2 separate regions of the Homo sapiens genome follow, and region 2 is linked to region 1. Evidence: chromatin contacts called from ENCODE Hi-C or POLR2A ChIA-PET data. All regions are on one chromosome and are shown on one strand. Each heading gives the region's core, a stretch centred on a gene start or an enhancer-like site at or near the end of the contact. The rest is flanking DNA. Distances are from core to core; before and after follow the strand shown. Region 1 overlaps TRIM22 (tripartite motif containing 22). Region 2 has its middle 37 kb from the start of OR2AG2.

What was found. Hi-C counts contacts between places; a loop is a spot of excess contacts on that map. ChIA-PET counts read pairs that join two places held with the same protein, here RNA polymerase II (POLR2A). Pooled maps may share reads with other maps.
Region 2: a loop to region 1 is called in a map of GM12878, with 3 times the contacts of the local background. The contact joins two enhancer-like sites. A Hi-C loop is called at or near these places in 3 of 168 maps with a recorded cell type or tissue (CD4-positive, alpha-beta T cell and GM12878), 4 of 37 single-sample maps with no recorded cell type and 4 of 50 pooled maps. POLR2A ChIA-PET finds 5 or more read pairs at or near these places in 1 of 52 experiments (activated CD4-positive, alpha-beta memory T cell).

Annotation. Positions count from the first base shown.
Region 1 is chr11:5,699,064-5,703,097 of GRCh38, forward strand. All of the region lies in intron 4 of TRIM22 (tripartite motif containing 22), which reads left to right. Among named protein-coding and RNA genes, the nearest start is that of TRIM22, 11 kb to the left of the region's middle. Within about 2 kb of position 1,493, at least 2 of the 41 ENCODE cell types and tissues checked have a DNase peak (open chromatin) inside an H3K27ac peak, as active enhancers do.
Region 2 is chr11:6,733,089-6,736,958 of GRCh38, forward strand. No RefSeq gene overlaps it. Among named protein-coding and RNA genes, the nearest start is that of OR2AG2, 37 kb to the right of the region's middle. RefSeq lists enhancers at 3,419-3,508, 3,759-3,870. Within about 2 kb of position 2,408, at least 6 of the 41 ENCODE cell types and tissues checked have a DNase peak (open chromatin) inside an H3K27ac peak, as active enhancers do.

The sequences.
Region 1 (4,034 bases), core at 243-2,742:
ACTATTCCATTATCTGAATATATCATATTATGTTTATGTATTCACCAGTTGGTGGCTATATGAATATTTTCCAGTTAGGGACTATTATGAATAATGCTACAGTAAACATTCACTTACATGTCCTCATACAAACATGTTTTCATTTATCTTGAGTAGATTTTAAGAGTGTTGTATGTTGTGGCCGGGCGCGGTGGCTCACGCCTGTAATCCCAGCACTTTGGGAGGCCGAGGCGGGTGGATCATGAGGTCAGGAGATCGAGACCATCCTGGCTAACAAGGTGAAACCCCGTCTCTACTAAAAATACAAAAAATTAGCCGGGCGCGGTGGCGGGCGCCTGTAGTCCCAGCTACTCGGGAGGCTGAGGCAGGAGAATGGCGTGAACCCGGGAAGCGGAGCTTGCAATGAACCGAGATTGCGCCACTGCAGTCCGCAGTCCGGCCTGGGCGACAGAGCGAGACTCCGTCTCAAAAAAAAAAAAAAAAAAAAAAAAAAAAAAAAAAAAAAAGAGTGTTGTATGTTGTTTATGTATAAGTTTTAAGTTGTCGTACTATTTTCCAAAGTTGTTACTCACTTTATATGAGTAACAATACAAAAGCTTATAAAAAGCAATATAAAAAGTTTCTAGGTTCTTCACATCCTTGTTAATACTTGATTATTTCCTTTTTTTTTTTTTTTTTAGTTACAGCCTTTCTAGTGGGAACATAATGGTATCTCAATGCAGTTTTGATTTGCTTTTTCCTAATAACTAACACTGCTGAAAAGCTTATTATTTCCACATGTAGATTCTGTACCTTTTTAAAGAGTTTTTTCTGTTTTACTTTTGGTGCTATTGTAATTTTTTTTTTATTTCAAATTTCAATTCTTCATTGCTGGCACATAGAAAGGAAACTGACTTTAGTATTTTAATCTTGTATATTGCAACCTTGCTATAATTACTTATTAGTCATAGAAGAGTTTTTTTTTTAATGTCAATTCTTTGGCATTTTCTACATGGAGAATCATGTCATCTGAGAATAAAGTTAATTGTTTCATACTCTGCAGTTTGTATGGTTTTTTTTTTTTGGTGTATTTTTTTGGAGACGGAGTCTCTTACTGTTACCCAGGCTAGAATGTGGTGGCACAATCTCACCTCACTGCAACCTTCACCTCTCAGGTTCAAATAATTCTCCTGCCTCAGCCTCCCAGGACTAGCGCACACCGCCACACCTGGCTACATTTTTTTTGTATTTTAGTAAAGACAGGGATTCACTGTGTTGCCCAGGCTGGTCTCGAACTCTTGAGCTCAGGCAATCTGCCCGCCTTGGCCTCCCAAAGTGCTAGGATTAAAGGCGTGAGCCACCGCGCCTGGCCAGCAGTTTGTATAGTTTTTATTTGTCTTTGCTTGTTTTATTACACTAGCTAGGACTTCTAGTACAATGTTCAACAGGGATGGTGAGAGGGGATATCCTTTCCTTTTTTCTGACCTTAGGGGGAAAGTACTCAGTCTCTCACTTATAAGTATGATGTTAGCTATAGGAGTCTTTTTTTTTTTTTTTTTTTTTCAGATTTGTAATGAAGTTGAGAAACTTCCTCTTTTTTTCTTTTTTTTGAGACGCAGTCTCGTTCTGTCACCCAGACTGGAGTGCAGTGGCACGATTTCGGCTCACTGCAAACTCTGCCTCCCGGGTTCAAGCGATTCTCCTGCCTCAGCTGGGACTGCAGGCCGCCCACCACCACATCCAGCTAATTTTTGTATTTTTAATAGAGACAGGGTTTTGCCATGTTGGGCAGGCTGGTTTTGAACTCCTGACCTCAGATGCACCCGGCCGAGAAACTTCCTCTTTATTCCTAGTTTGCTGAGACTTTTTATCATGAATGGTGTGAATTTTGTCGAATAGCTTTTCTGCCTCAGTTGATATAATCATATGATTTTTCTTCTTTATTGATATGGGAGATTACATTAATAATTTTCAAAGATTGAACCAGCTTGCATACCTTGAATAAATCCCACTTACTTGTGGTGCACAATTTTTATATATATTTTGTTGGATTTGTTTTACTAACGTACTGTTGAGAATTTTTGCATCTGTGTTCATGAGAGATACTGGTTTCTGGTTTTCCTTTCTCATAATGTCTTTACTTGGCTCTGGATTAGGGTAATGCTGACCTCATAGAATGTGTTACAAAATAGTCCATCTCCTTTCATTTTCTGAAACAAATTTGGGGAGAATTTTAATAATTTCCTTCTCCAACTTTTGGTAGAATTCATCAGTTTACCAATAAAACCCACTAAGCCTATTTTTAAAGTGTTGCTTAATATTTTGGAGTATTACAGCTGTCTGTTACTGATTACTAGTTAAATTCTATTGTTGCGTAAGAAAACATTTTGTATGAGTTCAATTGTTTACATTTGTTAACGTGTATTTTGTGGTATAGAATGTGTTATAGCTTGGTTAATTTTCAATGTGAGCTTGAGAAGAATAGATATTTGCCTTTAGATGGAATATTCTATGAATGCCATTTAAATCAGTTGCTATATAGTGTGCTGTTCAGGTACAACTGTAGCGGTAATCATTTCCTGTGGCTGCTGTAAGAAATTGTCACAAACTTTATAACTTAAAACCTCATACAAAAAAATTGTCTCATAGTTCTGAAAGCTCAGAGCCCAAAATCAATGTACCAGCAACCACCAGAAGCTAATAGGGAAGCGTGGAACAGATTACAGCAGGGACCAACATTACCAATATCCTGATTTTGAACCTAGCCTCAAGAACTGTGAGAGACTAAATCTCGGTTGTTTAAAAACCATACAGTTTGTGCTGCTACGTTGTTAGAGCAACCCCAGAAAATTAAAACGCCTACCATTTTTCACTGTTTTCTATTGACCGTACTTGCTCTTTGCTTTTTTTTCCCTTCCTCTCTTTTTCTGCCCTCTTTTAACTATTTTGTATTATTCAATTGATTATTTTATATTATTCAATTTTCTTTCCTCTCTTAGCTTATTAGTTATATATTACTAATATACATCACAAATATAGCTATATTAGTTATATATAATATACATAACTAATATATATTAGTTATATATTACATATACATAACGAATATATATTAGTTATATATTACATATACATAACTAATATATATTAGTTATATATTATATATACATAACTAGTATACATAACTAATATATATTATATTATATATAGTTATATATAATATATAACTAATATGCCTAAAGGTATATATATAAATATAACTAATATGCCTAATAATATAACTAATATAACTAATAATAATATAACTAATATGCCTAAAGGTATATATATAAATATAAAACAAACATACAAATATATTTGAAATATAAAAATATTTTAAAAATATAAACTTTTTATAAATATATAAAAATATATTTTAAAAATATAAATAACACTATACATATATATATAAAGGCTTAGTGGTTTCCCTGGAGTTTGCAATATGCATTTACAACTAATCTAAGTCTAATTACAAATAACACTATACCCCTTCACATGTAGTGCAGGTACCTTAGAGCAGAGTATCCTCAATCTTGAGTAACGTTGCTGTCATTCATTTCACTTATCCATAAGCTGTAATCGCCCACTACATTGTTGATATTATTACTTTAAGCCATTATCTTATATATTAGTTGAGAATCAGAAAAACAAAATATTTTATTTACCTTTACTTCTTTTTCAGTGCTCTTTCTCTCTTTGTGAAGATCTGAATTTCAGACATATACTCTTCTTCCCCCTGAATAATGTCTTTTAACGTTTATGGCAAAGTATTTCCTTCATTATTGCGGGACAAAATTTCTGAATATAAAATTCTTGAGTCATGGGTGTTATTCTTTCAAAACTTTAATATTTATTCCACATGCTGAACTTTTACTAGTTTTAGTAGTTGTGTGTTTGTGTGTGTATATTCTTTGAGATCATTTACATACTGAATCATGCTGTCTGTAAATAAATATAGTTAATTTTAAAACTGCAACTTTTATTTTAGATACAGGGAGTATATGTGCAGGTTTGTT
Region 2 (3,870 bases), core at 1,158-3,657, 1.0 Mb after region 1:
TGCACATGTACCCTAAAACTTAAAGTATAATAATAATAAAAAAGAATTTAAGTTAATGGAGAGACAAAGAAGAAGAAATAGCCTCTGACATTGCAAAAATATGCTTATCACATGTTGCCTTAGTGGGCTTTGTTTTTCTTACTGTCAGGGAAGGAGCAGATGGGGATTTTGATGAAAGAGTTACTGAAATTGAATGTCTCTTCTTTTTCCCACAAAGTTTTGAGTTTACTCTGTTTCTGGGCATGACTACTATTCACTTCATTTAATTGAGAAACTATGAAATCATAATTAAATATAAAGGGCTCAGAGGTGAAAGGCAAACAAGAGCTGTTGTTCAGGTAGCTTTGCCCATAATAGACAAGGAAAATGAGAGCTTTGGGTTAGATGGGCAGTTGCAGAGGCAACCATGGTTTCTTCTCTATGAGACCACATAGTGTCATGGGAAGGAAACCAGATTTACAGTTCTCTGTCTGCTCTTTACCACCTGTGTGATCTTGAGTTCGTTACTCACCATCTGTGATTATTTATCTTTTTTCTATATTAAAATGGCCACTATCAAAACCATTTCTTATTAAGATGATCAAATGACATGTTTTAGTTTTCTATTGCTGTGTAGCAAATTACCATAAACTTGAGGGTTTAAAGACACACATTTATTATCTCACAGTTTCTATAAGTCAGAAGTCCAGGCATAGTGTAGTTATGTTCTCTGCTTTAAGAGCTCACCAGATTTTAATCTAGGTGTTTGCTGAGGATGTGGTCTCATCAAAGGTTTGAGCGGTGCTATGGTTTGAATGTTTGTCTGCTCCAAAACTCATGTTGAAATTTGGTTCCCACCGTGGTGGTATTAGAATATGAGAATTTTGGGAAGCAAAAGGGCCATGAGGGCTCTGCCTTCCTATGTGGGATTAATGCTCTTATAAAAGAGTGAGTTTGGTCTTCTTTTTCCTCTGTGCTCTTCTGCCATGTGAGGACATGTTGTTCCTCTCTGTTGGAGGATGTTGCAAGAAGGCCATTGTCAGATGCTGGTGGCTTTATCTTGGACTTCCCAGCCTGCAAAACTGTAAGAAAATAAATTTCTATTCTTTATAAATTACCCAGTCTCAGGTATTCTATTATAACAGCACAAATGGACTAAGACAGCAGGGTAAAGATCTGTCTTCAAGCTTTCTAAGGTTGTTGGCAGAATTCATCTTATAATTATAGGATTGAGGTCCCTATTTTCTTGTCTAGAGGCCATTCTCAGCTCTCAGAGGCTGCCCATAGTTCTTTGCCACATGATATTCTCCATTGCCACATGCTATTCTCCACAGGCCTTCTCTAAATATGGTGACTTGCCTTTTCAAAGCCAGCATGGAGGAACTTCTTGTCCTCATCTGCTGGAATGGTGGCTTCTAAAATGTAACGTGATCATGGGAGTTAGATCCTGTCATCTTTGCCATATTCTATTAGCTAAAAGCAAATCACAGGACCCACTTAGACTCAAGAGAGAAAATTACATAAATATGTGGACACCAGGACATGGGAACCTTAAGATCTGCTTACCACAATCTACCATCTGGCCCCTAGTGATTCATGTCCCTCTCACATAAATAAATTTATCCCCTTTGATATGGTTTGGTTCTGTGTCCCCAACCAAATCTCATCTTGAATTGTTATCCCCACGTGTCAAGGGAGGGACCCAGTGGGAGTTGATTGGATCATGGAGGTGGTTTCCCTCATGCTGTTCTCATGATTGTGAGTGAGTTCTCATGAGATCTGATGGTTTTATAAGTGCAGTTTCCCCTGTTCTTCTCTCTCCTGCTGCCACGTAAGACCTGCCTGTTTCCCCTTCTGCCATGATTGTAAGTTTCCTGAGGCTTCCCCAGCCATGCAGAACTCTGAGTCGATTAAACCCTTTTTCTGTATAAATTACTGTGTCTTGGGTATTTCTTTATAGCAGTGTAAAAACAGACTACTATACCCCTTATCAGTTCTGAGAGTGTCATCCCACTATGAATTACTTGACCTCTAAAATTTCATTATTTAAATTAAGTCCAGGCATGGATTAAACTCCTAGGTGTAATCTGTTAAGTATACCTTCTGGGGAAGTGTTGGTCTCCATCTACAGACTGGTGAAACTAAAGATCCAAGTTATCTGTCTCCAGTATACCTAACATACAATGATGGGACAGACATAGGATAAAAGCTATGGGCGTTTTAGTTCAAAAAGGGGGAAAATAGAAGTTTAAAAATGTGTCACTTTTTCATAATAATCTTGAAATCCAGCTGGGAAAGCTATAGTTGGCATTCCTTTATTACGTTTCAAGATCTGAATGTAATTTTCTATGGTTCCTAGTTTTACTCTCTGGGTTCTTAATTCTGCCGCCTGAGTCATCCTTCCTTTTTCATGAAAGGTAGCATGTGTTCACAGCTGAGTAGTTTTATTAGCCTTCTTCCTGCCAGTAGGATTTTTTTTGGGGGGAGGCATCTAACAGCCTCTTTTCATTCTGTACTCTCTTTGTCTTTCAGTTTAAGTGGCAGTGTTTCTGCTGAACTAAGTTTTCAAGAACATGTGGGTCTTTGATGTATTACAGTGGAGTTTATTAGAAAAAAGCCACATTTAAAGACCGTTTTCAGATAAACCCTTCCATACTTTGGCCTTCTGCTGAGAAGGGGAAGGGACAGTGCCCTAAAGCTTCCAACTAGGGGACTTTGTGTTGGATTGATGTCTGGGAGGCAAACTCTGATTCTCTTAAAAGAACACTTTATGTGCCTGATTAATCTAAACTTTTTATATTTCTGATTTTTCAGCAAAGGATTATACAGTCATACCCAGCAGAGATTCATGATGGAGTCTCTCAATTGTAGTGTGTTTTGCCTTTTGGAGAGGCTGAGAATTTCAAAATTATGGAGTCCTGGTTTCTTTTTATCTAATAATTCTTTTCTCAAATTTATCTTTCACCTCTCACATTTTATTACAAGCTGAAAGAAGAAATCAGGAGAAATCTTCAACACTTTGCCTGGAAGTCTCTTTAACTATAACCAAATTTGTTACTTACAGGTTCTGATTTGTATGTAACTCCAGGAAATAATTTTGCTAGGTCATTCTGCCACTATATAAGAAGGATCCTTTTCCTCCTGACTCCAATAGCATGTTCTTTACTTTCTTCTGAGCCTTCACTGCAGTATCCTTAAATTCTAGATCTCTACTAATAGTCCATCCAGGGCAATTTAGACTTTTTCTATCATGTTCCTCAAAATTATTCTAGCCTGCTCCCACTTCCCAATTCCAAAGCTGTTTCCATGTTTTTTAGGTTTTTGTTATAGCACCACTCAACTTCTAGAAACTAGAAATCTCTATTATTTTTATATTGCTGTGTAACAAATTACCACAAACTTAGTATCTTAAAACAATACATCTCTATCATAGTTCCTGTCAGAAGCTCTGGCATGACTTAGCTGGGTCCTCTGCTTGGGGTCTCACAAGGCTGCAATCCAGGTGTTAACTGAGCTGTATTCTCATGCAGAGGCTTGGCTGGAGAAAAACTGCTTCCAGGCTTATGTGTTGGCAGAATTCAATTCGTTGTGGTTGTTGGACTGAGGTTCCCATTTTTTTGTTGGCTGTCATCCAGGGCTGCTCTCAGCTCCTGGAGGCTGCCTACAGTTCCTTACCACATAGCCATCTCCATAGCTCCTCTCACAACACGATGGCTTACCTTTCAAGGCAACTGGAGAGAGAAGTATCTGCCCTAAGGAAGGACTCAGTCTCTTTTTTAAGGGCTTTACCTAATTAAGTCAGGCCTATTCAAGATAGTCTTCCTTGTGGTTAACTCAAAGTCAGTTTGGGACTTTAATTGCCTCTGAAAAACCCCTTCACCTCTGCCATAT